Regions from separate parts of the Homo sapiens genome. Here region 1 is linked to region 2. The links are chromatin loops, found by intact Hi-C in ENCODE. Cell type or tissue: mammary epithelial cell. All regions are shown on one strand. Links, peaks and the distances in the headings refer to the core of each region. The heading gives the core; the rest is flanking DNA. Region 1 overlaps CAVIN2-AS1 (CAVIN2 and TMEFF2 antisense RNA 1). Region 2 holds the start of CAVIN2 (caveolae associated protein 2).

Evidence for each region. Peaks named below come from ENCODE experiments on the same cell type or tissue, not always from the same donor. Only the 100,000 strongest peaks of a DNase experiment are listed, where the experiment ranks them.
Region 1: a loop joins it to region 2, with 1.8 times the contacts of the local background. A loop is called at or near these places in 2 of 110 quality-filtered maps.

What each region holds. Positions count from the first base shown.
Region 1 is chr2:191,938,100-191,946,667 of GRCh38, forward strand. The region is part of intron 1 of CAVIN2-AS1 (CAVIN2 and TMEFF2 antisense RNA 1); the gene reads left to right. Among named protein-coding and RNA genes, the nearest start is that of CAVIN2, 95 kb to the left of the region's middle. In mammary epithelial cell, for the core only: no CTCF peak of the experiment used is centred there; a DNase peak (open chromatin) is centred at 4,412.
Region 2 is chr2:191,844,030-191,852,527 of GRCh38, forward strand. It overlaps CAVIN2 (caveolae associated protein 2), which reads right to left and starts at 3,059. Exons shown (of 2, transcript NM_004657.6): 1 at 2,414-3,059. The coding sequence starts at 2,896. It overlaps CAVIN2-AS1 (CAVIN2 and TMEFF2 antisense RNA 1), which reads left to right and starts at 2,459. Exons shown (of 4, transcript NR_187184.1): 1 at 2,459-2,742. RefSeq lists an enhancer at 2,764-3,272. In mammary epithelial cell, for the core only: a CTCF peak has its summit at 3,189; DNase peaks (open chromatin) are centred at 932 and 3,162; H3K4me3 peaks cover 3,273 bases; H3K27ac peaks cover 2,980 bases.

The DNA.
Region 1 (8,568 bases), core at 120-8,119, 94 kb after region 2:
CCTTAGAATTAGGTAATTTAAAATGGCTTTTCCTCATTTCACCCCTCAACTCTTCCATATGACATCAAAAGCCTGGTTGATGAATGTTGTTGCTGGTGGTAATTTATTCTGAATACATCTCTTTCATTTATGGCTGATCTCATGGAAGGAAAGGTTCATTTTACACCTTTTACCTCAGTAGCTTTGGAAGTACGCTTCTTAGATAACATTATTTTTTCTTTTTTTCTTGAATCCCTTCACATGAATGGCCAATGATAAAATCAGAGCCTGTGTCTTCAACAAATGAAACAGGACTAGGTGCCCCTTGTTCCTTTATTCCTGTCTAGTTTTGTGTTTGAGTTTTATTCTACATATCCTTTCACTTTTTAGCCACTCTGATCTCTGCCAACAAGAGCCACTTAAAAAGTTTTCCTTCTTTGAGTAAAGGTCAAAAATAAGTGATATTAATAAGAAATAAAACGAGAGCACATTTGCATTTTGACAATTGTAAGGATGTATATATGACGTCTGAAAATTCCAATAATGACTTGACAATCATTGATTTTTTTCTGAATGAGCTTTAGGATGTGCCTTTCTTTGGCAATCAAGGTGGTCACAATACATTGTCCCCTCATGCTGCTTTGTACTAAGTATTGAAAGGATACAACGAGAGACAAAGGAAAGAGAACAACATTTACAAATGAATCTTAGAGTTGGAATGCCTTTCAGTGGCAGCAAATCATTTTTAATCTGACAGCTCCTAATTACATAGATTGCAAGATAAAATGCACCTAACAAGTGTCAGACTCACGTGAGTTAAAAAACCTGGTGGGTTGCAAAAGGCATTTGATGCTCCTAAACCTTCCTGAAAGTGAATGTCCTTGAAAGCTCTCATGGCAGTGAGTTAAAGAGCTCAGCTGGGGGGTCTGCTGACATGTTGTAATGACTATAATTTATAGCACACCAGCTCCATACTACCCTTTACCCCAGCAGGGTGTTTCCTGGAAACTGGTATGGCTTATGGAGAATTGGAAGGAAGAAAGAGGAAAGGAAAACATGACTCTGAGGCCCTTTTAGCTGCTTCTGTACTGTTAGCTTACACTTTTGGGGCTCCATTTAGAGACCAGTAACTTTCATACTGAACATATCTTATTCATCTTCTGCTGATTAATGTCATAATGGCATAGTTACGTTCTTGACTGGCATAGAGCAGTCATATCACACAACTTGGAAGAAGCTTGGGGATGACTTAAATTTCACCCATTTATTCATTCATCAAGTTTAATTGGGCACCTACAAAATGCCAAGAACTGTTCTTAGAACTGGGGTCGTATCAACTAGACAGGCTTCTTGATCTCACGAAGAGTAACATTCCTTGGGCGTGAAAAGGTGTAAGAGGGAAAAGATCCAAAAGAAAAAACAACTAAACATACACATGAACAAGATAATTTCTGATATGATATCACTTATAAGACTCTGAAGCTATCTTGTTTAGCCTTTTTCCCTGGCAACTATACTTTAGGCAAGAAGAACTTTGTGTGTGGTTAAGTTTGTTAAAATTGGGAGAATGATGAAGAGGCATGAACAGAAAGGTAGAAATTGAAAGACAGCATCCTTATAATATGTTAAAACAGGCATTCTGGTGTGGTTCATAAACTATCTCTGAGGATAATTTCCATAGCAAAATTTCAAAATAATTGAAGCAATTGCACCATCATTGGAGTAAAAATTTGGATGCCAACATGTAACTTCAAAAGATGTATTATTTCTTCAATTCTAGTATAAAACAGAACATAAAAAAACAGCATAATATGGTGGAGCAGAATAGATTTTGGTTTGATTTGGGTTCAAATCTTGGCAGTGGCTCATCCTGACTCTGTGACCTTTGCCACATTATTTGCAACATTACCTGTTACTTTATGTCATTTCATCCTAAAATTGGCAAAATAATAAAATATCTGGGAATTTTTATAAAAAATAATCAAAATAATATTTAGAAAGTGCCCCAAACAATCCCACTCCTATATAGGATGAGTAGGAGGTTCATACATGTTCCTGTTTTTATCCTTAGTCATAAATTATAATTTTATATACATTACACATTATTACAATCAATAAACCATGATATCAATTCTTAAAATCTTCAAATGCAGCTAGAGAGACAAATTCAGTGCTTTAAGGACAGCTTCATTCCATTACTATCAGGTCAAATAAAGGGTTTCATGTGAAATGTAAGGCGTTTTGATTTTGTGTATTCAGGATCAAGCCTGTCATACTGTTCCTTTGAGTATGGCCACTATTCAAGTCATAGCTTTTGAGGCTTTTTGATATTGTGAAACAACAACTCAATGAAGGATCAAAGGATGGAAAATTGAAGGTTGATTCATGCATTTTAGAGTAAGGATGCCTTATAGCATCGGGCACAATATGAAAGAGCCAGTGCCAGGGAGATGATAACTCGGGAGAACAGAAAGACCTTGATTTCAAAGGAGCAAACAAACAAACAAAAAAAAATCAAGAACTTAATCTCTCTAATGCCTCAGATCCTGACAGAAAAATTTACAATGATGAAAGAAAGAAATAAAATACAGATGACTGGAAAAATTTCCCCCACAAACTGCCAAGTGACCCTGTACTATCTCCAGACTTTCCAAAGATACCTTTGAAAACCTCTCCCACAGAAGCCTTCCTAAATTTAAGGACTTGAAAAGGTCGGTACATTTAACATTTTGTTGCAAAATAAGTGGGCAGGGATTATGAAGTAAAATAATTTTGTATTATATACCATGCTTGCACATATTAAATGCAATTCTTGGTTAATGATTTCTGGTTAATGATTCTTTTATAAAAAAGTGCTTGGTATGTTATAGGTATCTAGTTTATTAGGAATAGTGTTTAGAAGTATTTCTGAAGAAGTTAAGTACTGAGCCCTGAGTTAGGAATGTGATTTTTTTTTCAATATTCTGAAGATAAGATCCAATTTGCTTAATTTCAATTTATAATCCTTTCTTCCAAATGCAATCTGCTCTAAGATCTTGTTCTTCCACGCTTTTCCTAGGTGCTCACAGGTTATCTTGTTTTCTTTCCCTCCTTCAAAGCCTTTTCTCTACCTATGGTATCTGGTGCTTCTATGTACTAGGTGAAAAAAGGTTGACGATGTGGCAAAATGAAATTGCCATCTTTTGTGGTTAGCCAGTGCAGTGAGTGTTCAGTCCCCTTGAGGTATTTTTGTGCAGCTTTTTAGAGAAGCATTTTCACGTCCCCACTGAACTGATAACGATGAAACTTCAATCCCTGTTGCCTTCAATCATTTTCTCATTGTGCCAGCTCAATGAATTTTCTTCGACTCCAGTTCTGGCACCTGGTCTGGCAGAGGCGGAGAAAAGGAAAAATTCTTTTGGGGTGGTTTGCAATGAACTTCACTTTTAATTCTCTGTTAATGTGCATTCTGAAGTCCTATTCAGAGAAAAATTCTGTTCATGTTTGTGACAAAAAGCAGGATGCAGAAAAGTGACAGATGTAAGATGAGAGAAGGGGCAGCCTTTAATCATCTTGTTGTCAAAGCAGCTTTGGATTGCCCTTTAAAGAAAGCGTTTTCTTTGCTGCTTCTGGAAAACTGGAGACTCATTCTCTTGCCCTTTGCAGATTCCTTACCCAGAGGGTTAAACTCCACATTGTATGCCAAACTTCAAAACCCTAGATCTTTGCTACAAAGCAATCCAGTTTATACATTCACATTTCAAAAGAATTGGATTCCTTTGCTCTAACTAGATAAAAACTCTGGTGACTCATTTTACACATAATTCTGAGGGAAGTTTACACATAGTCCTGACTCAGTTTACACATTATCCTGATCCATAAAAATATATGGCAAATCTCAATGACTAAAGAACTCATTTTCATTTATGATTGGACTAGTTACTTCATGGAGAGGCTAAGTGTTAAAGCAGGTACTGTTTACAAAGCAAAAGCCCCTTCTCCCTTAATCCCTGTGTGACTGTAATTAAGCAGGAGAGTTAATTTTATGTAAATCATGCATTACTGTAATTGGGCACAAGTGAACATTCATGTACATCTTATTTAAAAGTGAAATATAATGTTATTTTGAGGATGCTGGTGTAGCAAAGTCTCAATCCTCTGGGGGGAAGCCAGCAACATCACTGGCTGTTTATAAGACTCACTCTTTAGTCTGTGAGCTTAATTACAAATCACCCAGCTCTGTTTAGCACTATTCTGTGAAGAACGAGTCACGTGCCTTTGGAATAGCTGAGAAGTGGAACACTGGGGCTTCCATTCCTATTTCTTTCTTAACCTCCACTTAAAGAGCAGTCATTTTTCTCTTTCTACTCATCTTTTCAAACCTAAACAATACTTTCCAATGGTTTGCTCCGCTTGGCAGTTCTGACCCATATATCCCCAGGCAGACTACAGATGGATTTGTCTTCTACATGCAGGGGCTAGTCTGCTTCCTTTTTTAGCTTGTCTTTTCTAATGCTTCTCAGGGCTGCTTTATAACCCTAGGATTTTGTTTTCCAGGAGTAGCCAGATCAGATACTATCCAGCAGCCTGCACTTGTGATTGCTACAGCACCTCCACATCCCTGGGAGGGAGGGCTAGCCTCTGGGTGGAGAGGATGAGCCTTTCTTTTATTCTTTATCTGGAGAGCAGACCTAGTGCTTTGGGACAAGGTTGCCCTGCAGAATATACAAAATCTAATTTACATATCTTGAGGTCAAGATTTGTAAGGAAGAAAATATGCACATGACAAAACTTTTATTTTAAACATATTCTCCTTCTCACCCAGAGTCCTGAAAATCATTTTTTGGAGTTGTGCCTTGGCCTGATTCTGCCCAGCCTGCCAAGCCAGCTCCTCTGCCTGCAAACTCTGTATACACAGAAGGTTAACCTTCTCAGACTTCGGGGCAAGAGGCCTTCCCAGCGATGCCACCTTTCTGCTCCCTGCTTTCTTGCTGTCATTTCATAGTCCTGAAATCCTGATCAGATATTTTAGACTCAGTTCTTCTAGAAGGATTATTTGAATGGACAATCTCTTACATTCCTCTTCCCATAATTGCCCTCCTCCTACAATTCAATAGTTTGTTATCTTCATTCCTTTCACCTTTCCAGGGCTTCTGATTTCCCACTTAGCTCTTTCCGGTTCACTTTCTTTTTTCCCCCATACCATATATTGTCATTTCTCATGCTGAGGGTGACTTACAGGAACTGTCATTGGTGAAGAGGTTACGGATGTGAACAGATGAAGTAATTTCTAGCTAAGAATTTTGTTTTCCCCGCAAGTGAGTAGTAAGGAGATAAGTGTGTTCTTTAGTGGCCATAACATTTTCTCTTCCTCTTGGTTCTTAGAAAAAGACTCCTTTAGGTAACATGTAGTGAAGCCTGTTAGTAGAATTCAGTCTGTCTTTGCTGAAGTAATTCTTCCAGTAAAATTCAATGCCATTTTGTATTAGCTAACTTCAGCTCAGGTAATGGGTAGCAGCTATTTGTATATTACTTAAAGGAATGTACATGATTTTTTTACATTATTTTTAATTATTCAATTTTATGTTGTGTTTAGGCTTGAGAGTTGGTTTGAGTGCTTTTGAATATTATCAGGTGTTGCATTTTTGAATAAATAGAAGTAAAAATATGTACACTTAATGTCATTGCTGTTGTTGTTCAATGTTACACTACTTATACAAACTCCTGGTTCTGAACCAAGCTGAATGCCTTAACTAATGGCAGTGAACAGCTCTTTACTCATACTGTGCAAGGCAGAGGAAGAGACATCAGTGGGGAAGGAGAGCTCCAGTTTGAGAAAAATAACTCAGCTTTGAGGCTAGCACCAATTATGAGATGAGTTTAACTTAAGTGTGAACTGGTGAAAGAATGGCAGCTTCAGCATAATGTGTTGTGAGCATGCGATGGTTAAGTGGCAAAACCCTGGGCTTCTCCAGCTTAGGGATCAGAGGAAGAGACCTCCACAAGGTGAAAAGAGAAGAAACAAAGCATCTTTAGAGTGAGTGGGGGGAAAAACTGCCTTAGCATCTCTGGATCTAGGTAGATACGACTTAGGCACAGGGATAATGAGGGAGAAACTGTCAATAAGGTTTCCATGCTTTATGGGTACACTTTGGACAGATGCAGAGCATGAGACTGAGAATGCCTTCAGCTGGCATGAAAGTGCGAAGACAAAAGGCCCCTTTTAAGTAGTATGTGAGATGGTGGAAGGAAAGGTAAAGATGCAGTGCAATAGAGATGATCCTCAGCTAAATTCTTTAAAGGCCTCACTGACTCGTAACTGAGAGTGATTGAAATGTACACAAAAGCTACACTGTATATGTGTAGTTTGACAAATTATGCTTAATAACTATTAAACTTCATATTCTTTAGTGAGGATTCAGTTTATTAATAAATTATTTTGTCTTAGAAAAACTCAACATATATTAATATATTCATATAAATTATTTGAAACGATATACACAAACACCATGGTGCTTTTCTCTTGGTGGTGATACTATTTTATGCCTCCGGCTTATCTATATTTGCTAATTTTGCCAGTTAATAAAGTAATAAAGTGTTACGTATGTAATATATTTATTAATTATTTGATGTACTTCATGATAATTTGGGCTTTGTTTTCATGTCTAGATTCATTAGAAGGCCCCTGTTTTCAAGGTCTAAGTTCATGGAAAAGAATGAAGCTAGATTGTGGCAGAGAAGGGCTATAATGGAGGATGGCTATTGCATGAGGTGAAGAAAAAAGAGGTGGTTATTACTTCGAGAAAGAGAGAAAGCCCAATAAGGGGAGACATCCATAGAGAGGAAGGGAATAAAGCCCTCTCAAAATACAGCCAAACCCAAAAGAATGGGTTTGACTGTGTGGGTCTTGACAGACGCTGCCTCGGGACGATCACCGTGGCTGAGCCACTCGTGTGGGGAGTTCCTGTGATGGATCAGGAAGACAGGGAGGTTTAGCCATGGCAATGGGACCACTGAGAACGGAGGGTGGGGCCTTGCTCCTGTTCGTCTCTCCCTTTCCCCTATAATACCTGATTTGGAACTTCTCATTAGTTCTGAGTTAGGTTCTTGTCCTGGATTAAATTTGGCTTGGAAAAATAAAATATTATTTCTTTCATTTCTTACCTGATACAAGAGAAAGAGTAAAAATTAATTAAAAATTAAAAATGTACAAAAGATTCAAGTTAAAACAACACATTTAGTATTACTGGAAGTAGATATCAACCAAGGTGCCATACCCAGAGTGGAGGTGTCAGTAGATTTCTGTCCACGGTGAGGCTGGAAGGAGGCTTTGAATGTGCTGGGTAGCAGGTGGGACATCACACATAACTTCCTGATGTTGATTTCAAAGGTTCGTATTCATTTGTATATTTATGCACTTGTTATAAAACCCACCCCATTACTTTGTATCATCCTCTGTTTCTCCTTTATCCGTCCTTTATGTGAGCTTCCTGAGGATGATCGTATGCATGTATCAATTAATTCAGTGAAAAACCTTTTATCATTGATATTCAGATGATTAATTATATAACTAACACGTCTACTGTAACTGGGGAGGAACAACAGGTGGTGCAGGGGTTGCATAATTTTGGCAAAGGGAAGGAGCATCTGAAGACAAACATTAGTAGAGAGTCTAATATGACATAGAGATAATCTCTGTCATATTTCAATAGTCTGCACTGATTTCTCCAGGATCCATGCAAGGGAAGACTTTGATCCTGCAAAGTCACTGCAATATTGACTCACTCATTCCCTGTCTGAAATCACACAAGAGGTTTAATGGTATGTGCTTTATCAGGATAGACCTATTTTAAAGTAGCAGAATGACCCCCTCTTATTCAGACACAATACCAGTGGACCCATTTGAAAAAGAGAATTAGAGATGCTGTGTTGTTTCTTAACTCTATATTGTCTTATTTTCCAGAACCAAAACCAGCTCTCTTGTCTTCAAAGAGATGAGAGATGGTTTTTTTTTTTTTTGAGTAAGGATAACTGCTTGATTCCTTCTGTGACCATATGATTCCCCCATGATGCAATATTTAACTGATGAAATGTGGTTTCTTCTTATTTATTTACTTTTACAACACTTATTTATCAAATCTCTATAAAATAATTTCCATATATTGGAAGTTCACTGTGTGCATGTCACTATTCTGAGCACAAGTATGGATTGTCATGTTCATTTCTCAAACTAGTCATATTCGACATGGAATATATTTTTTTCTCCATTTAAAATATGAGGCATAATGAAGTTAGGCAACTAGCCCAAGGTTAGTTAGTAAAGTGAAGCTTAGACTGGCAGTCATATCTGCCTTGCTTCAGAGGCCAAGTTTTAAACATTATGCTCACTTTGGAGGCACCCAGTCCTCACTCACTACCCAGTCACCTTGTCCTATTTTTAATTCTTTGTGTAGAACTTGAAACTTTTCAGTTTTTTTCTTTTTTTATTGTTTGATGAACCCTCTCCCCTCATGCACCTTCACCTCCTCTGCTGAAATGTGAGCCCGTGAGCAGAGACCTGTTAGGCACTTTATTGCTACATCACAGTACTTAGAATAGTGTCTGGCATGG
Region 2 (8,498 bases), core at 1-8,000:
ATGAGATAAGATGCTTACCAATGTATGCTGGGTTTATTAAGTGCTTGATTTTTTTTGCTCTTATTAATATCATCAGTGTATAGATGAGGAAACAGGTTTGGAGAAGCTACAAACTGTGTCCAATATCACATATTTAGCAAGTGGTAGAACTAGGATTTGAACTACTGTTTGTGTGACTCCAAAATTTATCTTCTGAACTACTATACTGGACCACTCTCTAATACAAATTATTATTTTATCCATTGGCATAATTACTACTCTGGGGAAACTGCTACTTTTAGAAGGAACAAGAGAGTCCACTGAGGGACTGTGCTTGCATTAGTTTTATACAAAACAATCATCTTGCGATGCCTTGAGAGTTGAGAATTCTAATATCCTTTAGGCTAATAAAGGATCTTACACGGCTTAAGAAAGGTCCAGTCACTTGCCTCTAGTTTCCTGCCTCCTAAAATGCTCTTTAAAGGTGTCCTTGGGGATTGTTTTCTAAAGGGCCCAGAATGGAGTCCGAGCACATTTCTGTGGATATTCTTAGCTTCCAGTTTGGTCTTGAGCACCCCTGTTTCAGCTTTTACTCACTATATGGAGAATTTCTACCATATCTGGCTGCAATTTCACACCTGTCAATTCAATGTGACAAAACAGGAGACCATGTCAGACCCTCACAACAGCATATGCCTTTAAGTTCCCAAGCAGTTTTTTTTTAATGTCAGATTTATAATTCTCCTGAATTTCTACTAGCATATCCTCTCCATCCCTCCCCCCAACATCTGCAGAACATCCATGACAAAACAAAACAAAACCCAATCCTGACGAATTGTGACTTTCCTCTACAAGATAAATACTTTTTTCCTCCTCCTTAACTGAGGGATGGGACAAGAGATAATTTGCCTGATTCATACTGGAAGCAGGAAAATTTCCTTTGGTGTCTCAGACTTAAACAGGTCTGTACATGTTTGGTTTTGTTTGGAGATCAGTATTTAATTTAGAAATGGCTTGAGAGCTGAGATTTCTAATATCTCTTAGGCTAATAAAGTAAGGATCTCATATGGCTTAAGAAAGGCCCAGTTACAGTATCTCTTTTCAATTCATCTGGTGCATGAAAAGCTACTGCATTTGCATTAAAAGCTGAAAAGTTTTCAGCTGCAAAAGCCTGCAAGGTAGAGGAGGACATAGGCTCCCTAAACCTTTACAATATTCAAGTGCAATTTGAGGAGGACAAAAAAGCAGCGAGATGAGTCTTTCCTTTTATGGGGGTAGGAAGGCTTCTAACTTGGCAGAGCAGATTCATTTTGAAAAAGAAGACTCCCTCGGTTTAAATCCCAATTTCTAAATCTCTCTTGGGAGATGAAGGCTTTCCCTGTGTGCCTTTCACAATCAAACTGTTGGTTATAGCCTCTCCCCTCCATGGCTTTGAAATCCTCTCCTATTCATATGGTCACAACGAGACAGCCCTGGAGCGAGGATGGCAATCGCTTCCTGGGCTCTGTGCTGGCTGGATTCCACTGGGCGGAAGGGCTTCCAGCATTAGGCAGGGCTGCCCTGGGATTCACAAATGCCCACCACTTGGCGGAACAAGAGCCCCACGCAATCTCCCTGTCCCCAGATAGCCTCTTGCTACATTAATTGCATCATTGATGCATTAAAAAAAATTAAGTGGCCTTTTTATTCTAAGGCAACCGTTTGAAGGAGAAACATTTAAGACTAGCCTTTGTGACTATAACTGATAACACTCCTTTTATTTTACTTAACAGTTGTGGTCTCTCTGAACAAGGAGAGGCACGTCTAGTGTGTTTGTACTCTCTTTTTCTAGTGCATTTGCTAGAAAAGAACTCCACAAGATTGCTTTGCCCCAAAAAAGTCTTAAAAGAACAAGGCTAACTCTAATGGAATCAATCCTCTATTTGATTGGTCCCCAAAACGTTGATAGCCTTTGTATAAAGGGATAGTTTGACTTTTTGGTTAAAAAAACCACAAAATACCTCACATGATCACTTCATTTCCACTAAGAGTTAATGAACAGCCACTGAATTAATTTGCCCTGTCCAGCTAACAGCTGCAGCCAGAGCCCTAAGCTCCTAATGCAAAGAGACAAATGAATTTGACTAGGGTGCACGCACCTGCACATCTTCCCAACCTGTACAGAGTGCATCCAGGTGCTCCCTGACAAATGACCCGGGGCCTACTAAGCCCGGGGACATCTTCTTTGGATTAGTCTGTAGTGACCTGGGAAATTCCCACCCCTGTGTGAAGATTTCACATTTGCTTTCCGCAGGCAGACAGGGGACAGTGCCTTGTATGTGTGATCCCTGACAGGCAGGACAAATGTAAAAATGGCTGTGAGAGCCAGGATGAGCGAGATCAAGAATGATAAGGAGTTCCAGCCCGCCTGTAAGGAGGCATAGGGGGAACTGACCTGGAAGATGAGCACTTTGAAATGGTTGCGTCGGAGGAGCTGGGCGTGGTTGTTCTCCAGCCGCTTCACCTGTGCGCACTGCCTATCCATGCGCTCTTTGACCGCGCGCGTGTGGGCGCTGACCTTGCGGGACTTCTCCAGCAGCTTGCTCACCGTGTTGCTGGTGGAGGCCTGGTACTTGGAGAGCTTGGTGAGGTCATTCTGGATGCCCTTCACGGAGCCCTCCAAACTGATCTGTCGCTGCTCCATCTTGTGCTGGTTCTCCTGCACAGCGTCTAGCATGTTCACCAGCTTGTCCAGGAGCGTGAGCACCGTGACTGCGTTCACCTGTGAGTTGTCCCGGATGGCCTCCTCTGTGTTCCCTAGGTTCAGGCTGGGGCTTGGTGTGGAGGAAGGCATCGGGCTGGGGCTCGAGGGCTTTTCCTGCCGCATGTCAGACCCAGGGTGCTGGAACTTTTCGGCCTGTGCAGCGTCCTCTCCCATGGCTAGGCAGGTGGGAACGTTCTTTCTCTCTGGGAGCTGCTTCTTGCTCGGGTGAGAAGTTGCGGTGGTGAGGGTGTAGGATGAGGCCCGCTGGTTGGAGCTCAGGGCACCAGTCTCCAGGACTGGCAGAGGTTCAGACAGGCAACAACTGGCTACGCTGATCAGGGGAACTGCATTCCAGCTGCTCTTAAAGGCCCTACTCCACCCAGTGGGAGGAGAAGTTTACAGAACTGAGAACCATTTAGGGTTCAGACGTATGCACACACTTCCTAACCGCGTTCTGGGCACAGGACACTTTGTTGCAGGTTTAGCTTTTCTTTCCTGTTCCCCTTCCCTTTCAATGTCATATTTCAATCATGACTTCATCTAGAGGCGGAGAAAAACATGCTAACTTGGCCCAGCTCCACAGCTTCCAATTGGCTAAAGCTGGTAAACTTTTCTCTGGCTGCTATGCTGCAGATGCAACAGGGTGCCTGTTTCTTTTTCCTGGATACAAGTTATTGTAACGGAAAGTATTGTTTGCATTTGCCCTAGAACTGACTGATGGGTTGCAGAACACCGGGTGTCCTACTGGGAGGCATAGAGTTTAAAGGGTACTGCAGCCAAGTTTGTATTATTAGTTTCTCATTTGCAAAGGAATGGGACTAACTCTGATAATGATAAGGAAAACAGCTCAGTTCTTATTACTCTTGCAGTTGCAGATACAAAATAAGTTAAAAGAGATTGAACTTCAGGGATATTTAAAAAAAGTAATACTGCTGTTATGACTGTTATGTAATATATGGAAACTTTTTGAATGACCACATTTAAAAAAATGATTGTTTTTTTCAAGAAGTGAGACTGAGGAAAAATAAAATGTGGTCTTTTTAAGAACCTACCGTGATGATTTGTTTTAACTAACTTTGAGTTGGTGAGGAGAGACTTTCTCAAATGCCCATCTCTGCAAGGCATTTATTGACACGTGCCCAGAAGTGTCTGTTGGCAGGCTGAGTTGGAGTTTCTCAAGTGGTTCTAATGTTTGACATTTTAAAATTCCTGCTCAGTGAAGTGGCACACCTGTTCTCAAATGTGGCCCTCCTCAGCTGAACCTTGGGATGTGGGGCTTATTTTCCTAAAATGGCTTTACATGCTTGAGTTGATTTTAAACGTATCCAGCCTTTGAAAGTGCTTTCAGCAGGAAGTTTGTAATAGGCCTTCTATGAACAATTTTGAGACGAACAAATGCCAGCTCATACCAGGTCAGGGATTGATAATGGAACAATGCCATTCGTCAATAGTAACACCTACATGTAAGCCAATCAATCAGCAGGCCATTGGTTATCACGTTGGTTGAATCTCTGCCTTCTGCTATATGCATGAAGCACTATCCAGAAGACATTGGCAAAGCATGACGGAGACCCTGCTCTCAATGAGTATAGCTGCCAGTTAGGAAGATGAACTAAAGATATTTACAGAGGCCTTCAATTTCTTCAGATAATTGGTGCCACCAAAACCCACTTAAAGCAAATGCTTTAAAAATAGAGACCAAAAAAGGTGAAAAGAAGGTTTGGTTGAGATGTTATCTTTTAAAAAAGTAAGAACATTATTAAAATTAATTTACCTTATATTTAATAAAATTTAGTTGGTCAAAAATGTGTTAAATATTAGAATAAAGGATGAATCAAGTGTTGATTTTAAGAAGCATAATTTTCTAACAAAATTATATGATATCATGACACGACGTCCTTTTACATTTGACTTTTGTGGGCAAATCATAGAGTGTCACTATTTCAAAAATATTTGAGGGCTTCATCAATTTTCCAAGAGCCTCTCTTAAATTTTGACATTCAAATCATTTCTTTTTGAAGCACTTATTGTGCCATCATCCATGTAGATTTGTTCTTCTTCAAATGTTAATGTTAACTATTCCAGCTGCAGATTCTCATTTGTCAGAGGAGTTGCCCATGATTCAAGGGCTTCTCTAACATTACCTTCATCAACTTCATGATTTCCTACATATTTTGCAAAATTTGCGATTTCACATTATAATCACTTCACCCTGATTTTGCATTGATTTGCGCTGATTTTGCATTGCATTGTTGGATATTGTATAATCAGCTAGATGAATAGAGACATTAAAGAGATGGGGTGTGAGGTGGTAAAAGGAAAGAGGCTAGTTGTTAAATAGAAAGAAAGGTTTGCGTGTGGGCTTATTTATTTTTAAAATATATATTTTGAATAACACAAGTAATATCAGTCATCTATTGCTGTGTAACATACCAGCATGAAACTCAGTGGCTTAAAATAACGTTTTATTTACTCATGATTCTGTGGTTGGCTAGTCAGGGCTCAACTAGAATGGATTATTTCTGCTAGGCATATGCATTCATCTGTAGTTTGAGCTGAGGAATCTGAGATGGACTCATTCACGTGTCTGCCTCCTCAGCTGGGGCAACTAGGATATTGGGATTTCTCTCTTTTCCATTTTTCAGCCTCTGGGGCCTCTCCATCTGATCTCTCTAGTAGGGAAGTCAAACTTTTTTTACATGGTACTTCAGGGTTCTAAGAGAGTAGAAGCAAAGCTGCAGGGTGTCTTAAGGCTGCAGGGTATCTCTGGAACTCTCCCCTTGTCACTTCTACATTCTGTGTTCCAAGTAGGTCACAGGCCAAGATCAGATTCAAGGGGTGGAAATAGACTCCACCTCTTTAAGAGAGAGAAGCAGTAATGTCCCATGACAAAAGGGTGAGCCGCTTGGGAGAGACTGTTGTAGTCACCTTTGAAAACAATCACCACGTGAATAGATTGTTCTTTTAAAAGGCTATCACAGATAAAGTGGAGCCCCTTTTGATCACCATTTCCATTTTATTCCCTTCCCTCTCTTGTCAGGTAATCATTTTAATGAATTTGGCATATATCCTTTAAAAATTATATTTAAAAGTGATCAGTTCATTAGTGAATAGTTTCATGCTGTGATGCAATTTGTTTTGTTGGACAACCTTACAATCAGGGGAGCTAGAAGGAGCTATGTAATGGGAACATACAAGATGGCCTGAAACTAAGTAATAGACTACCCTGAGCAGCCAGACTTACCATTTAGTTGTCCTAAATTAAGTCTTCTTTCTGTCTGAGAGAAATCAGTGAATTTCAGCGGTCAGTTCTTAAAAGAAATGCTTAAAATAATTAATTCTACCTACCACATATTATGAAGTTTCTTGGAAATTAGGTAGTGGAGTTTAGACTTGATACAGTGACAGGCTGGGGAGGTTTTTGAACACGTGAAGGTGATGTGTTTAAGAAGAATCTGTACAGCAATAAGATGTAGAGATGGGTCACTTGGCTGGTGGGAAATAAGTGCTAGGCACTGGGGATGCAAAGATGAATGGTGTGTATTTGTTACCCTTTAAAATCTCCCACCTTAGGAGGATAGGTAGGTAGACAAATCCTAGGGATAGAGGTACAGGTGTGGGCACAGAGAGGGAATGATTAGCTCTGCTGGAGTCTAGGACCATGAAGGCTTTAGTCATGACAGGGTATGGTTAGGACTCAGAATCCTCCAGCTGATCACCAGCTCCCCCGAACACCAGTTAACCTCAGAGGTTTAAGTCACAGAAGCACAGAAGTCATTCCAGGAAAATACCTACTTTATTATCAGTTAAGGAATTGGTCCCAATTTCTATGTGGTTTCCTATTCTGAACCACTAGCCCATAATTCCTAGACCAGAGGCAGCTCAGTGGTCTCTTTTGTTGACCTTTTCCATGTAGGTCCATAAAGTAATCTGGGCACTCTTGGTCTGACAGCAATAGGAGACCTGGAATGAGGATCCCACAGAAAAGAAAGCCCTTTGCCCCAGTGGCTAAAGAAACAAAGAAAGCTAAGCAGGCTACTCCATATATATTTTCCCCTGTCCTCTATGTTGGAGTTTGAAAGCCTTTCAAAGGGTGGGTTTCCTCTTGAACAGGAGGCAGTCCTAGGGTTGTATATTCACCATATGGAAAGAAAGAAAAACCATGTGATGACACATCCACGTGTTTTATGTCATCGAGTTTTGGGGTGATTTTTTAATGCAACAGTAGATAACTGGGAACTGTAGTTTGCAATGACAGTGTAATTCTAAAATAATTATTGTTAATAGTCTAGGTTTGTTCCTAGAACCCCTCTATCTAATATGTTTTATGCATACTACTGTTTCCAAAACTTAACTGCTAAGGTAGTGTTATAAAGCAAAATAAAGGACTTTGTGTGATTATTCTCACCTTAAGAAAAACTTAACACTGGGTTTAATACCAAAAGGTGGTAGGAAAAAAGCATATTACCAGGATAAAATGCATTATGCAGAAAGGAAGGTGGAGTTGAAAGATCATCTGACCCTATCTGGGCGAACTCTATATCGAGTCATTGAATCCTGCAGTGGGTGTGGATAGAAAGTGAGGGTGCAGTTTGCAGAATGCCTGAACGTCTTGCCTTATCTTTTTCTACGGCAGTGAAGAGGAATCAAGTGTTTACTTTCACTAGAAATATTAATGATGAAAAGCACATGATTATATGATTCGAATCTCTTCCAACCAAAGTCCTTGTGTATCAATGATGTCAGTAAGAAGTAGAGAAATGTATAAGGAAATCCTACATAAATGAGTGATGAAGCATAAATAATGTATAGTGTTTACATATAAGGTAAATTTTACCCACTTCCCATGTGCTGTCATTTAGGAACTCCAAGATTTTAGAAAACTCTAGAGGAGCTTACATTCTCAAGGCCTTCTCTGGCTCTTGGGTTTAAATAAGTGTTTCTCTATGTGCCATATCTGTACTTCTCCATAACTGCCCGGTTGTAAACTCCAACCCCTTCTTTAAGTATCATACAATCCACTCACATAAAGTATTTCTAAGTGGAGTAGATGTTAATGAAGTTTTAGAGTCACAGTTAGGAAGATTTCTGACATCTTGCTGGTTTTTCTCCTCCTAGTTTTCTTTCTTCTGTTTTCTCCTTACCTCCATCCACTCTCTGTATCATGAAAAGAAATATTACTCAAACACTGGACATTAGGTTTTATGTTCTACCCCAAGAAGATATGTTATTATTATCATAAAAGAAAGTTTTCTCCCTTTCTAAGAAGAATTCTGGTGCTCTGGTGCCAGTTAACTCTTTTTTACTTTTTTTTTTGTTTTTGTCAAGAACACAGGTAGGAAGACACATTAGAACATTGTTCCTTCATAAGTCATTCATTTAACAAATATTATTGAGTAAATATTAAGTGCTAGGAATACAGCAGTGAACAAGAGACAAAGCCCCTGTTCTTATGGAGCATATATTTTTGGCAGGGGGAGGGGTGTGAGATTGGAAACAGATAATAAATAAAACACAATGTAATATCAGATAATGATAAACACTAGGAAGAAAACTAAAGCAGACTAAGCGGCCTGAGAGTGATGAGGATGCTATCTTAGGGTGGTCAAGGAAGTCCTCTTTGAACCAGGACCATTTAAGCAGAGATATGTTGCAGGAATCTGGATGAGAGGAAAGGGCTTTCTTCTGTAGCAATTTGTCGTTTTTAACATGGTGATATAGTTTTAGTTGGGCACATGGGCATCCAGCTAAAGACAACACTTCCCAACCTTTCTTT